2 separate regions of the Homo sapiens genome follow, and region 2 is linked to region 1. A link is a loop called in an ENCODE intact Hi-C map of the cell type or tissue named here. Cell type or tissue: endothelial cell of umbilical vein. All regions are shown on one strand.

What was found. Peaks named below come from ENCODE experiments on the same cell type or tissue, not always from the same donor. Only the 100,000 strongest peaks of a DNase experiment are listed, where the experiment ranks them.
Region 2: a loop joins it to region 1, with 21 times the contacts of the local background. A loop is called at or near these places in 75 of 110 quality-filtered maps.

What each region holds. Positions count from the first base shown.
Region 1 is chr11:126,985,983-126,993,982 of GRCh38, forward strand. The region is part of intron 1 of KIRREL3 (kirre like nephrin family adhesion molecule 3); the gene reads right to left. It overlaps MIR3167 (microRNA 3167), which reads right to left and starts at 2,560; the gene lies at 2,476-2,560. It overlaps LOC105369558 (a long non-coding RNA gene), which reads left to right and starts at 6,449. Exons shown (of 2, transcript NR_188549.1): 1 at 6,449-6,552. In endothelial cell of umbilical vein, a CTCF peak has its summit at 4,586 (motif pointing left); no DNase peak of the experiment used is centred here.
Region 2 is chr11:126,436,763-126,444,762 of GRCh38, forward strand. It overlaps KIRREL3 (kirre like nephrin family adhesion molecule 3), which reads right to left. Exons shown (of 17, transcript NM_032531.4): 11 at 3,687-3,787; 12 at 49-247. Among named protein-coding and RNA genes, the nearest start is that of ST3GAL4, 85 kb to the left of the region's middle. RefSeq lists enhancers at 1-727, 5,787-6,469, 7,892-8,000. In endothelial cell of umbilical vein, a CTCF peak has its summit at 4,244 (motif pointing right); a DNase peak (open chromatin) is centred at 4,249.

The DNA.
Region 1 (8,000 bases):
CTTAGTCTTTCTGTTTCTCTGTCTCTCCTCTCTGGCCTGTACAATCCACCACCTGTGCCTTTCCCCCTTCCTCTACCATCACTACAGTACTCAGCCACCTGGGGATGCACACAGGGTGTACACGGCATCCACTGTGGGATGAGGGGGCCTTTAAATCTGTGGCTGGCTCCCCCCAAGCCCCTCTTGGTTGCTGGGTTCATCAGCTCATGCATTTGGTTTCCCATTGGTGAGTTGGGTTGAAAAAAGAGGCCCAGATGCCTAGTGATGAGAACATTTTTTTTTATGAATTGAAAAATAAAATGACAATAAGCAGCTAGCAGATCCCAGTTCACAATGAAGTGAATATCAATACTTGTGGTTGTATTGACCTTGAATATTTTTTTAAAAATACAGAGCAAGAATTCTCGGGGTGCATTATTATATACATTCTGAATCTCTTCACTGTACAAAACAGAAAATCTATCCTTTATGGACAAGAGCATCTCTGGTGTACAGCATTGACTTTAAAATCAACTTTCTAAAGTGCAGGTAGAAGAAAATCTATGGCTACTCTTAGAGACATTCTTCCCTGTCAACATAGATTATGACATTGCTTCCCTGGGTTCCACTGGGGTGGGACAGGGAGGAAAGCCCTGCTGAAAGGAAGCACTCTTGATTTCTTTCCAGTTGTGAGAGGAAGGCAATGATGTCAGTGACGGATTGGCATAGCTGCTGTGTTCCACATCATAGGTATGACCTTATCGTAAGTTTGGCTTCTTATGCCCAGGACAGATCCCGATTCCTGATGTAACATGAAAACATGAGAGGCAGCTCCCACGAGTCACCTTAAATTCTCTGGTTAGAAAGTGACTTTCGACTCCCTTGTAGACTTACTATCAGCAGTGTCCACATGGAGGTGAAAATGAGGGGACACCATAAGGAAGCAAGACTCAGCCTTGATGGCACCTGTGCTCCAAGCTGAGCAGGCCTCAGGAGCAGCTGGTGGGCTCGGTATAACACAGGCTGCTGGTCAAAACCCTTCTGATGTAGAAGGTCTGGACTGGGGTCCAAAAATGGGGATTTCTAACAATCTCCAAGTTGACCTGCAGACCACACTTGAAGAACCACGGTGATAGAGAATCTACGAACTCAGATAACCCAGGAACCATAGAAAGACCCTAATACTTCCTTGATATGTGAGATAATTACCTGTCAGGAACACGCAAAGGGAGTCTACACCTAGAATTAAGGGGATACACTGACCCACAAAGATTCCTTTTCCATTGCAATTGTGAGTGAGCAAATCTAGCAGAGTCTATAGTACGCATAAAGTCAACAATGAACAAGACTAAGACAATTTAACTAAAAAATACAACCGTCTATGTATTTTCAAACTTTCCTTGGCATGAATACAATGGCATGGATCTTAGAATATCTGTTGATAATAAGAGTGAAAGGTAGATTTCCTGTTATTTTCACAGACAAACAGGAGAGGTAAGTGTTCAGATTTTCTGGTTGGTATGTCTTGATTCTGACCAGTTCCAGTATTCAGCTGTTTTCACCTGTAAAGTATGGATTTCTCTCTGCAAAAACCTCTGTCCCAATCTGATGAAGAGAACACCCAAAACAAAGCTCATGCCCAGAGAAAGGAGCATTGATATGGATTTGGAACCCAGGCATCAGCTGCCAAGGCTCTGTTGATATGACGGCATGTCCCACTGAAGTAAAAAGAAGGCATTTGAAGTATTCTATGCAGAGATCTATCTTCCTTGCATTCCTCCTCTGTATTGCTCTGATTCGATCTAAAGGAGCTTTGAAAACGTCAAAGAACTTTCATGTTTTGCTAGTTTATCATAAGTGTCTATCTTAAACCAATATTACAATTTTAAGCATGGCCTGGGTAGACATGTGCCATCTTCTAAAATGATTTCTGACACAAGGTAAGTTGTACCAGCCGAGACCAAAGTGAAAAGAATCATAGGCTCTATGACACTCAGGCTCTCCTACATTCTAAGAGTCTTTTTATTTCCCCCTAATAACCATTATTAATCATTTCAGAAACACGTAATCTCCTGATATTTTTACTATTCTAGACTTGACAGAAAAGGAGGGTTTTGAAGTTCTGGAAAGTCTTTTTATGTAGAGTAGCTCCATTCTTCCAGCACACAGCTACCACAAGGCTCAACTCTCCCTAAGCAGAATGGGATTTATTTATTTATTTCTTAATCCACTGAAGGGAAGCTGGGTGATGATGAATTCTTTTAAAGAAATCAGCATTTGGCTTTCAAAATGTTAAGCTATACTGGAAGTGGGTTGTGGAGGCAGAGAGCAGTCGCTAGCCATGGAGGAAAGCTTCTCAAATTCTTACTCAGCTTTTGTTTGGGGGAAGAGGTTTTCTTCCATTTTTATCAGCTCTCCGTCCCAAATCCTACAAGCTATGAAGGAGGGGACCCACCGGCCAGGGCAGGGGTTTCTGTGGCTTGCTGATGGTCACACGGCTGTCGGGACACCAGTATTTCTGAAATCCTTCCTGAAGAATTTCAGAAAAAAGAATTTCAGAAATACTGGTGCCTCCACAGCCGTGTCGAGGGCACAGGTGGGCATAGGCCTGGAGGTGGCTCCTGAATGGAGCAGCAGCAAGGGCTGTAAGGGGTCTGCACAAGGGTGTTTGATTGGCAGGTCTTTGACTCTCCAGTCGAATGACCTTCAGGCAAGTTACCGAATCTGTCTAAGCCTCAGTAGTTTTCATCGGCAAATGGGTCTAAGGATCCCTACTTTATTAGATTGCTAGGGGATGGAATAAGGGAATGCATGCAAAACTCAGCAGTGGGCCTGGCCACAGGCCTCAGTACCATCTCCCCGTGGCTGGTCCCCATTCAGCAATCACAAGGCTTCGGGGGTAGAGAAACATGCTGAGGCCAGCACACTGAAACCATTACAGGTTTTGATTTTTTTTTCTCACCACTCTCCTCCCTCCTCAGTTCAGCTTTCTATTAAGGTATCCCAAAACACTAACGCAGCTCTTGGTGAAAGGAGAAAGGGAAAAAGTGGCCAAATCAAGGGGTCGGGGGACAGCAGGGCCAAGGTCAAACACCTCGTTGGTATAACATCTTTTAATTTGAGGAGGAGCTCAGTCCCCATTATTTTCAGTAAATTCTCAAACTATGCAGCTCTATGTTTCCTCTTCTACCCTTGTAGCATCAACTCTGCAGTTTGAAGTAAGGTTTTGCAAAACTTATGCAAAAAGTTTTCTTTTCTACAAGAGATGCTGAAGAAGTCACCTGGAATTTGCTAGTAGAACTATCAGTAAAATGAAGACAGCAATCCTGCCTTCAGCCCAACTCCACTGCCCAGAAAGGCTGGCACTGTGGGGACGAAGGGGGCAGTGGCAGCTCACCCTGATGCAGAGAGAGCGGCAAGGGACTCTGATGGTGAGTCAGCTGAGGGAAGCTGCTGGGGTCTCAGCACACCGTATAGAAAATCCCTCCAGCAACTTCAGAAAAACTGAATGAAAGGCCAAAGGTAACATAAACCGCCAGCTCTACCAACCACTCAGGCTGCAGACCAGACAAGGGAGTGGATTGTTCCCATGGTGGCTGCACCTTTCCTTCATTCTATTCCCGCTATCTTAGTTCACGCTGCCTGTGGATCAACTCGGGATCTCAGACACATCTCGTCACAATTATCAAGTGGCAAAAAAGGTGAGCCGCCATCCCCTTGGAGGTAAAGAAAGGCATGACGAAGTCTTAGGGCCAACAGGGGAACGAAGTCTTAGGGCCAACAGGGTTCCCCCGGTGTCTCTCCTGCAGCATGAAGGCCATTGTTTCCAGGGCCTGTGGCCAGGATCCAGTTATCTTGCCTGGAAGGATGTTCAAACAGCCATGGCCCGTGGTGGTTTTTTATAATGGTGTTGTTGGAAATTAGTAATACCATCCAGAGGTGAAAACAGAGTAGCACCTCCACAGCCTGCCCAGGAGATCAGGAATAATGAAGCCTCATTTTAGCATCTGTTTGTTTTGTTTTTTCAGCATTTGCGGGGAATGACAACAGAAATATTGGCTCCCTGACCCTGGAAGGGTGGAATCACTCCTTGTGGAAGGGAAAACGCCTGGAGCGGGGCAGGGGGCACAGGCCTGGAGGCGGCTCTAGGGAGAGGTAGGGGCTCTGGGCTGGCGGTCCCCCTGCTGGGGAGGACTCACCTTCACATACAGGAGAGAAACATCATCCCTGTGGCAGGGAAACCCGTGTGGTGGGCTGAGCTTCCTCGCTCCCTCTCTTTGAAGCTCTCTCAAGCCCCTCTGAGCATTTGCAATTGTACCCCCTTAGCTGCTGCCACCCTTCATCCGGATCCCCTCAAACACTCCACCCTCACACCCTGCAGAATCAGGAGAGAGGAACCCGCCTCCTGCGAGAGCCGCCGCCATCTGTAACGTTGCCCTCACCACCCAGAGGCGAGGAGGAGAGCCCCCCATCCCTCCCGTCCCTTCCCAGCTCCCGGCAGCCACTAGGCTTTCCCCTTCCCCGTCCTAAGGGACCTCCCGGGCTCTGCTCTCTCTGGGCAGGTTCAGGGCTTTGCAAGCGCTGCTGCTGCCACCATCAGGCTGACTGAGGCACTGCAGCCTTCACCTGGCGTCAGGGCCCAAAATAGTGCCCCAGCTCTTGGTGCGGCTTCAGAAGAACAGCTCCTCTCTGCCTCCGCAGTTGCCCCTCACTCAGGTGCAGCTTCCTATGTAAGAAAAAGGCTTCAGAGGGCATCTCCCTGAAGAAACAGAACTCCTTGTGAATGTGGGGTGGACCCCAGCGTCCTCTAGCAAGACGCAGAAAAAGTGCAGGTCCTAGGATTTAGGGAACGCAACCACTGAGGGATTAAGTGGTGGTTTTGCTTTCTTTGCCACAAGGTCAGTGAGGCAGGGAAGGGTGGGAATCACTCCTCCTGCCACTCCCGGATGAACGTGCTAAGCTTCCTGTGCAATGAACCAACCGGGCCCCAGTGTTACTCTGAAGCTGTCATTGCTCCCAGCATTGCCAAGGGTGACAGGTGGACTGTCACACTGCACCAGAGCCGAGTCACCTGTGACATTTGCAGGTGACTGACAGAAATGGGCACTGACATGCATTAAAGAACAGAAGGACGCGATGGTTTCCTGTTGAAGCTGAGCAGTGGGTGGCTTGGCAGAGGCTGTTTCTCTTGGCGTTGTCTCTGGTGACCCAAAGGGCATTCAAAGCCTTCCAGAAAGGAACAACTTCCTGCAGGGCACGTCCACACTTCACTTAGTCAGGTTCTTCTTCTGCCTCCTGCCAGGGGCCCTCTCAGCATCTCTCCATGTGCTGATATTACAAGCACTGCTGGCTTCTCCTCTCATTACCCCTCATTCCATTCCAATATTTCCACACTTATTCACAGCCTTCTATGTGCCCAATAGTGTGCTAGACACCAGGGGTGATAAAAGACTTGGATTTTAATCAACCAATTAAGAGAAGCAAAGTCCCTGCCTTTGCTTCCTTCCTTTTTATTATTATTATTATTATTATTTGTCAGAACAGCCACAAAAGGAGCTACTCAAGCAGTATGTCCTTAATTACTCTTCAGCCCCAAAGCCTGGCCTGTTATTTCCTCTGGAAACTTTGTACCCCGAGGTAAAACTGAATGCCAGAAAGATAAAGAAACTGACTCAGAAAGAGTCTGGAATAAAAAAGAAATTGAACTACAATGCTGCCTCCTTGTTCGAAGGTCAGACCTGGGATTCGGATGCATGATTTTCATAGGAAACTCCCTAAAATCCTTTTCCAGTCCTAGACACTGGGGATTGCCACAAATTATAAGACTATGACCTGTCTTATGACACCACAGCTTAGGATACTCTCCTGCATTTTTTAGTGTTGATGTGGAACAGCTGGATGTACCAGCATCTTGAGGAACATCAAGGCACATGAATAAGTGAACCAGACTGAAAATGACTTTAGTCAAGCAAAGTAACCTCTCTGGGGGTATGACAGCAATAATGCCCACTTCTCATTACTTCTGCTGATGAAATGAGGTAGTGCTTGTGAAAGCCACTCTGCAACTTATGAAGCTTTACACAAATGCTAGTTATCATCACCATCATCATCATAAGAACATAATTACTGCCACGACTAACAACACCCTCAACAACCAAAAGAATTTGCCAGGCACCTACAAGAAAATTTGCTGGCAAAGAGCAAATAGAATGCATCACCTACTCCCTAGGAATGTGTCATCCAAAATAAATAGATTGTTGCTAAGAGATAATATTCAGAGAATCTTACAGTTGGAGAGGTTTTGGACGTCATCTAGTCTACTCTCTAACCCATTTCTCAGGAATTGACTCCTACATTCCTGATGGCCTGAATTCCACCGTGAGTCAGAACACTCTCAGCAATGAGAGACTGTTCAGTGGGCCAGCCTTAGACTTGAGACTTACATATCCGCAGTCATGGAAATAACACTGTCTATTTCTTGCTGAACAATCGGGGTTTTGCTTCATCATTGAGCTTGTCCTGCCAGCCTCCACCAGTTCCTGAAGAGAACAGGCCAAAGTGTGGAACATACAGGTAGATCTGATGATATTCTCTACTCTTAAATGGAAGGGTACTCAGTGCCAGAGCCTTGTAAAACATTTCCAACATCTTCTGAGTAGAATTGTTTCACTTGTAACCTTGGTTTCCCTAAAGCCAGTATAACTTAGCTTCCTCTTGAGAACAAGAAAGACATCATCAGCAAAATGTCCCTAGGTTTTTGTGCTCACCTGCTCCAGTGCTGTTTCCTCTTCTGGTTAGCACCCATCTTCAATGTTAGGCTGCCTGCGCCTCTAACTAGCCAAGGGGATCCACAAACTGGCAAATCTCATTCCTCAATGCACTCTTTCTGCTCAAGTCCAGCGTGCAGCCAGCAGTCCTGCCTCTGTGTGTTTCCATGATCTTTTTTCTTCTCTTCCACATTCTTTAGCTAACACATCATTCTGGCATTCATCTACCCACCATCCTTCTGTGCCTCCTCTCTGGAATGTGGACTAACCATTAAGGTCAGTTCCCCCCATACTTATTCTCTTGCTCACTTCATCCATCAGCTAGAAAGAACGATTAAAAAGTATATTTCCATTCAATTTTACATTTTTAGCCCCATGTGAAACACAAGAAATACCAAGAAGTAAAAATAACATGTTGATCCCTAAACCCGTGATGTAGAGAGGACCACAAACCCATAGGCTACTAGCAATGTTTCTCAGGTGTTTACTTAATTATCTCAATCCATCCTCAAAAGATGTATAATGGCACCCATGGCCATTCACGAGTTGACTCTTCCCTTCCCAACCTTCCTCTCCCACTTCCCTAACACAGCAGCACTCTAGCCATCATACTGCCCATGGCTTCTGAACATATCGCATTCTGTTCTGCCTTTTGTATTTGCATACACTGTAAGGTATGTAAGAGACTGGAAATCGCTTTTCATGCTTCGTTTAGAGAACTCTTGAGCATCCTATAATATCAAGCATGATGTCATCTCCTCTGTGCAACCTTTTCTGATGCCTTTGCTGATCCACCTGTTTTCAGAACACTCTGACAGCTCTGAACCCATCATATTGTAACCTTAATCGAAGTGTCTGCTCCCCAACCAGACTAAGAGCTCTGGGGCAGAAACATGGTCTTCATTATCTTTGCATCAAAAGCCCCAGCACAGTGCCTACTGCATAGGAGGCCCACAGTGAGTGCTGGCTGAGTGGTCAAGGGCTGAGCCTTAGTGTCATAAAATGGTATTTGATCACAAAGGAAGGAGCAGCATATTTCACCCACTGAGACACTAGACTATGTGGAGCCCCTGGGGGAAAATGTGGAATAGTGACAGCGATGTTTGTTTGTTATTGCTGCAACTCTTGGCCTCAGATTTCAGATTCCAGTTGTCCAGGCATAAGTTAAAAAGAATCTGCATAAGTTAAAAAGAAACTTGCAACAACAATCCACTGAATACAGGCCAAGTGAGCAGACCATCTAGATAATTCAGC
Region 2 (8,000 bases), 550 kb before region 1:
CTCTGGTTCCATCGTTCGTTGTTCCCTCATGGCCCTGGCAGCTCTCACCTTGCTCCTTGAGCCGGATGATCTCAGTGTCGGAGCCGAAGCTGTTCCAGGCCGTGCAGTTGTAGATGGTCTGGAAGTCGGCCCGCACGATGTTGCTGATGGTCAGGGTGGAGATGACGCCCTCCTCGGTGCTGATGGTCTCCACCGTATAGCGCCCCGATGTGCCCGACTCCAGAACGTTCTCCTTCCAGGACCAGGCCTGCCCGGGGGCGCAGAATCAGGAGGAGACCCCACCAGAGGGGCCCAGGACACGCCCACACCAGAGTCACAGTGCCACTGTCCTGCTCATGTTCATGCTCACTGCCACACACTAACACATGTGCACACGGGTATGTATGCAGGCACACATGCCACACACCACAAATATGCACACATGCAGGTGCACACACAACACGCATCACCACACATGGGCATGCACAGCATCCCACACGGCACCCACATGCAGGTACACGTGTGCACACACAACACACAAACACATCACACGTCTATACACAGCTCCCCACACATGGCCAACACGTTTATATACATACTACACACACCACAAATGTGTACACACAGCTCTGCACACACACAAGTGTGCACCCACTATAACACACACATCACCACGTACACATACCAATGTATATACACACAGGTTTGTACACACACACCACACTACAAACATGCATATGCAAGTACATGTACCACAACACACATAAACATGCATCACAACACATGCACACACCAAAGCACACAACACATCACAGTGCACACATGCCTGCACATATGTGCACATGTCACAACATGCATACACACATCACAGTACATGCACATCACACTTCACACTAAAAACATGATACAGACATGTACATACACATGGCAGACACGACACCACATCTACACGCAACACACAGCCACTCCCCGAAATACATGTACACATGCACACACACACCAAGATGCACGCACCATATGCCACAATACAACACACAATACAAGCATGCTTACACACATGTACATACCACAACACACACTGCAACACATACACACATTCGCCATACACACCATCATGTGTACTTACAGGTACACACACTATGACATACACACACACCATGTGCTCACACACACAAGTACACACACTACCAACAGATACACATGTTCACACATGCCATGACACATGTACACGGTAACACACCCACACCACACATGTACACAATCCACAAACACATGTACACACACATACTCTGGGGCATCCTCAGAGGGTCTTTCCATCCCAGAAAGGGGCCTGGGGAGCATCTTTCTGGGCAAAGTGGGTGCCCTGTTGGCCTGCGCACTGCGCCTCCACACAAATGCCCCCCGGGACTGTGGCTGCCTGGGTGGGTGTGAGTTAGGACAGCAGCCCCATGAACGCGTCTACCTGTGTGATGTTGTATGTCTGTGTGAGAAATGTGTCTACAGAGCTGTGTTTGCGATCACCTTCGTCTGCCTTAGTTTACAGGGCTGCTGGTTAACAGTTTTCAGAGCCGGCCACATACACTGTCTGCACCTCATCGTGTAAGCGCCTCGTATATCCTGGTTCGGGGCTGATGAGAGGGACTGAGTTTCTCAAGCTTGCTGCTATTGTCACGCTGGACTGACCCATTCCTGGCCGTGGGGCTCTCCCAGGCATTGCAGGATGTCAGCAGCACCCTGGCCTCTACACACCCGGTGCCAGGAGTATCCTCCAAGTGATGACAACCAAAATGTCTCCAGGCACTGCCAAATGTCCCCTGGGGCCAGTGAGAACCGCTGGCCTAGAATCAGATATTTCTGGAGAGAAGGTGTGAAAATGTCCAAGAGTGAATGGAATATTTGACAATGAGCATGTGTTACATTTATAATTAAAAACATCAAAAAGCAAAGTGAATGGGGAGGCGTAGGTATTAGTTTTATTCATGAGTTCTTGCAATTTTTTTGTGAATCTTTCAGACAGTGAATGAACTGAATGCTTGAGAAAGCGTGTAGCAGCAATAATACTCTAATAATATCTTAGTTAACAGGATGACAGTTTCAGTTGGTGCAGCCTGGGTGTCTCAGCCCCCGCATGCACGGGTTAGGGGTGACCTCAGCTGCTTCACATCTGGGCCAGCCCCACCCTCCCTGCACAACTGCCCTGCCCACTCCACCCCTGGACAGTCTTCTAGCAGGATTTTGCCATACACTGGGAATTACTACAAATAAGTTTTCCCCGAGTAGTGCTATAAAATGCTCACTTTTCTTTGTTTTCATGCCTGAGATCCCTCCAGTTTTAGATGGATTTGAGTACAAGACTCTGCCCCTGGATCACCTGAGGTCAGGAGTTTGAGACCAGCTTGGCCAACATGGTGAAACCTTATCTACTAAAAATACAAAAAAATTAGCTGGGTGTGGTGGCAGGTGCCTGTAATCCCAGTTACTTGGAAGGTTGAGGCAGGAGAATTGCTTGAACCCAGGAAGTGGAGGTTGCAGTGAGCCAAGATTGCACCATTGCACCCAGCCTGGGTGATAGAGAGAGACTCTGTCTCAAAAAAGAAAGAGGGAAAAAAAGACTCTGCCCTCACCTTAATTTTTTTGTTGTTGTTGTAGAGACAGGGTCTCACTATGTTGCCCAGGCTGGTCTCAAACTCCTGGGCTCAGTCGATCTTCCCACCTCAGCCTTCCAAAGTGCTGGGATTACAGACATGAGGCTCCTGCTCAGTAAGACCCTCCCTTTAAAAAAATGCAGATACTGGCTGGGCATGGTGGCTCACGCCTGTAATCCCAGCACTTTGGGAGGCTGGGGTAGGAGGATCGATTGAGCCCAGGAGTTTGAGACCAGCCTGACCAACATGGTGAGACCCCATCTCTACTGAAAATACAAAAATTAGCGAGGTGTGGTGGCAGATGCCTGTAATCCCAGCTACTCAAGAGGCGCTGAGGCATGAGAATTGCTTGAACTGGGAGGTGGAGGTTGCAGTGAGCCGAGATTGTGTCACTGCACTCCAGCCTGGGTGATAGAGCGAGACTCCATCTCAAAAAACAAACACAAACAAACAAACCCAAAAAACACACAAACAAAAAAACCAAGCAGATAGCTGGTAGGAGGCGCTGAGGGTGGACTCCTCAGTTGCCTTAGCTGCATTGCAGGGATAAGTTCTTTGAGGAAGGGAGAGAGAATGGAATGGTCACTTTAGAGGGGACGATTGATAGGCAACAGGGCAGGCTACCATGGACAGTAAAGGCCACAGAGACCTGGCAAGGAGGGCTCCAGGAGGCACAGAAAGGGGTTGCCAACTATTACCTGCGCTCTAAGATTTTGCTAAAGACTGGCCTGGAGCCCAGGAAGAGAAGAAGTCACTTGTCTTTTCTCTCCACTACCCTCGTGTGCCCCTCTGCCCTTAGGATGCGGAATTTGGTCAGAGCCGTTCATGTCAGAGCTCAGCAGAATGGCAGCTGAACCCTGGGAGAGCACTGCCTGTTCTGAGAAAGGCCTGCAATTGTGTCTTCACGATGCTTTTCCAAGACAGCCAAGGCAGGTATAATTTTCCTCAGCAAGAAAGAGGAACCTCGGAGGTGTGCACCGCCTGGCTGGCCACCCAGGTATTGGCAAAAGTGACTGTTGGGCTGCTGGCCCGGCCCCCGCCCGCCGTCCCTGGAGCACTCACGATGCGGTCCGGCGGCGGCGTGCTCCGGATGAAGCACTTGATCTGGCCCTTCTCGCCGTGGAGGGCGTGCTGGGTCTGGGTGCTGGAGATGATGGGGGGTCCTGTTGAGAAACAGCGTCCCATTAGGCACCCGGGAAGGGCACGTCCCTGCTGGCGCCCTCTTGGGTGGGTTCAGAAGTGTATTCATTAATCCAAGCATTCAGCAAACATTTGCCGAAGGCCTGTATGTGCAAGGTAAAGTGCAAGGTAGAGGACTCAGAGATAAATTAGGCATTCAGTCATAAACCTCTCAAGGGATCATGAGCGAATGCTTCTAAGTCAGAACCCCCAGAAGATACAAATAACTGTAATAAAAGGTGGTGAGTGTTAGTACCACAGGAGCGGTGCAGATAAAGTGCTAACCGACTTCAGAGGAGAGAGAATAATTCTATCTGGCGGACGGGGAAAGCTTTAGGGAGGAGGTGGTAAGCCTGCAGAGGGGGTGGGGAGGTGTCTAGATGAAGGAAGACTCCCCCGCCTCAGCCAGCGGCACCCCTGCGAGCCATTCCTCAGATATCCAGTAGAGGGCGCCCTTGCCTAACAAATGGGAGCTGCTCGGCCAGACGGGCCAACGGGAAGAAATGGTTGCTGTCCCTCTCCTTAGGGCGGGAATCACCCCGGACAGGGGGAATGCATGCGCTGGCCGTGTTCACAGCCCTCCTCCCACCTGTGTCTCAGGAGGTCCTGCAGTTCATCATCTTGTCTGCCTCCACGTCCATACCCAGACTGCCCAAGTGAGGCCATGGCTCCCAAACTGACCCCAATATTATCATATCACAGAGTGTGGCACATGTTTATGGGTGTCAGGTTCTGAGAGCGCCTGTCTCATTCACCACATTGCACAGCCAAGAGAGTTCACCTGGTGGAGGGGAGCCTGTTCCCCAGCGCCTCCTGTCCAGTTCCGCCTGTTACCTAACCCAAGTCTTTCCCCTGTGACGCCTGCCTGGCCGTGAAAGACAAAAGAAGGAGCAGCTAGCTTAGCCTGGGCTCTGCTGGCTTCCTGGCTGGGCTGGGTGGTTGAAGGATGGGAGTAGGGACGGAAACTGTCATGCTCCCTTTCCAATCCCTGGGGTCACAGTTGGGACTTAGATGGCAGATACCAGAGGAAAGACAGCCGGGAGCAACGCATCTGGAGAACACACAGAATTATGCAGGAACAAAACAAAAATTGCTGCAAACATAATTGCTGTTTATTAGCCACCTTAATTAAAGCAGATTTGCATTTCTATGAGTAGCTCTCAGCCAAGGGAGAAAAGGTACTGTAGACACTCCAGTGACTTCTGTTGAGTTTGAGAAGGCAAAAGGGCTCGGGGCAGCGTGAGGTGGGCGTGGGGGACCCTCCATGGCTTTAAGAATGGGCTGAGCGCTGCCCTCCTTCCTAAAAATCCTTCAGCTCCAACAGGTCTAGGACCCAAAGAGATGAGGAGATTGATGTTTTAGGAACCGGATGGTGCTTTGTTTTATTGCTGGACTAAAACGTGATGATAATATAAAACCTTTTCTGGTCAGGTGCGGTGGCTCACACCTAGAAACCTAGCACTTTGGGAGGCTGAGGAGGGTGGATCACAAGGTCAGGAGTTCAAGACCAGCCTGGCCAATATGGTGAAACCCCGTCTGTACTAAAAATACAAAAATTTTTAGTATTTATTATTTAGCCTCCCTACTTGGGAGGCTGAGGCAGGAGAATTGCTTGAACCTGGGAGGTGGAGGTTGCAGTGAGCCGAGATTGCGCCACTGCACTCCAGCCTGGGCGACAGAGCGAGACTCCAGCTCAAAAAAAAAAAACAAAAAAAAAACAAAAAACCCAACATGCACAGACACACAAAACACACACACACACACACACACACACACACACACACACACAAAACCTTTTCCTTGTGCTTCCCAGGAGCTAGGAATTCCCTGAGGGGTTTTCATGATTCTAAAAGCCATCATCAAATGCATCTGCTTCTTAAAAGAAAATGAAAACCAGGATAAAGGGAAATGGGGTGAGGGTTAGTAAGATTTCTCTCCCCTTCCTGCAGATACCTGATTTGAGCCAAATCGGTTGAGGTGTGTGCCAATTTCTTTCCCAAAGGACTGCTGCGCTGGCCAGCAGTTGTCCAAGGCTGGGATTTGTCGCGATAAAAACCTGATCTCATTTGAATGCTTTCATATCACCAGCTCCCTCCAGCCCATGCCCAGGTCCCATCCACTGGGCGTCCCCCCTCCCTCTGCCTGCTCTGCAGAAGCAGGGGCAGACAGTTCGCCCCCTGGCAGGTCTGGTGCGCTCCCCTCCGGGGCCACTGAACTCATCCACCTGCCTCCAGGTGTGTGAGGCCACCCTAGTCAAGAAATAAACAAGCAGCTTCTTTGCTTCCCTCCAATCCCTCCAGCTTTTCTCTGCCTGGAAGCCTCGGGGAGCTTGTGCTGGCAGGGGTGGAGGCAGAGGAGGGGAGAGAAAGAGACCTGGAGAGTGCAGATTCAACCTTGGTCAGCGCCAGGGCCCGGGTTTCAGTGCCCTCCCCGTCCAAGAGAAATGTCCCTCCCGGCCTGTGTTCCCCAGGGGGCATTCTCTCCTCAAGAAATCTCTTTAAATCTCCCTTGGAAATGTCTGAACGTCTAAAGTGACAGCAGATGTCAGCTCCTCCTTTATCCACCTGCTTTTCCCCAGAAACGCCAATGCTCATTTGATGCTCCAGGCTTGGGGGCCCTGGAGTGCATGAGTGAGTGTGAGGGTCCCGGGCTGGCTGGTCATAGGGCCAGCAGAGCAGAGCCGGCTGCAGGCACAGACAGCCTGACTTCCGAGTGCCCTGGCTGGCGCGGGCTGTGTGGAGGGCCGCTGATTTCACTGGGGCCTGGAGCTCTGAGCCGAGTGTCAGACACCTGCGCTGAAAGGAAAAGGCTGCAGCCTGTGTTGCCATGGATATACGGAGGCGCGATCAGATGCTGTTATTTTTAGCCCTGCAGTGCCAATTTATTGGTGGCATCCTGGGGACACTCAGGAAAGGCAGGAGGGCTCCGACTCAGGGCTCTGCCAGGACAGGTGGCTGTGAACGTGCTGGGGTCTGGGTAGACTCAGCCTCCCTTGGGGGCTGCCACGACTCTGGGGTGGGGGGAGAGGAATGGAAATGCGGGGCAGTGTGGGGGGAGCTGGTGAATGGAGACAGTAGAGAGGTATGGCTGAGGAGACACCAAGCTGGTTTTGGTTTTCTAGCGAAGGGGAGAATAGATGAGGCCATCAGCAGGTGGCTTTCTGGGTAGAGAGGAAGCTGAAGCCCACGAGCTAATTTGGAGACCTCAGGAGGGCCCTGCTCTGGGGCCAGGACCCAGATGTCCTGCAAATGTTGGTGGTTCAGTTCCTGCAGGGTCCCAGAGCTTTGGGGTTTTGATCTGAGTCAGGCTATGGTGGGAACAGGGGCCTCCCAAAGGGCAGTGGGCATGACAGAGGTGAGGGGGGAGCATTCGGAAACGGCAGAGGAATCGAACTGGCAGCTTTGCTTTTTGCCTGTGGCCAAAGCACCAGATAGGGCAGGGACGTCCGCATTTGCGTCCTGGTGCCACAACCTTCTTGGGTCTGGCCTGAGCCAGGTCTCAGCTTCTCCATGACTGTCTACACCCCATCATTCAGGCCTGGTGTGATGCCCTTGTCCCTACATATTTCATGTAACAGTCATTCATCTACTAACTCCCACCGTGAAAATACTCCCCTGCTGCAATTATTTTTATTATATATAATAAGACATGCCCCCTGCCCTCAAGGGGGCCCCTGAACACGTGGCCTCGTGGAGACGGTGACAGGGCTCCCTGGCTGGGTGACTCACACGCATTGGGAAGAGGCTGATCAGGAGCTGCAGAGATGCTCTCTTAAATTCTCATGGGGCCAGGAGAGGTGGCTCACGCCTATAATCCCAGCACTTTGGGAGGCCGAGGCAGGTGGCTCACTTGAGGTTAGGAGTTGGAGACCAACAATGGTGAAACCCTGTCTCTACTAAAAATACAAAAATTAGCTGGGCGTAGTGGCACGTGCCTGTAGTCCCAGCTACTCAGGAAGGTGAGGTTGCAGTGAGCTGAGATCGTGCCACTGCATTCCAGTCTGGACAACAGAGCGAGACTCCATCTCAAAAAGCAAAAAACCAACAAAAAATTCTCACGGGCCAAGGCCATGGTGAGTGGATGAAAGGGTGGACACGTTGGCCACCTAGTGACCTCTGATGCTTTTTTTCCTGGCCAGGATAAAATTCATCACCCACCACTCTCAGGGCTGAGACCCCTTCAAAGCTAACAAACAAA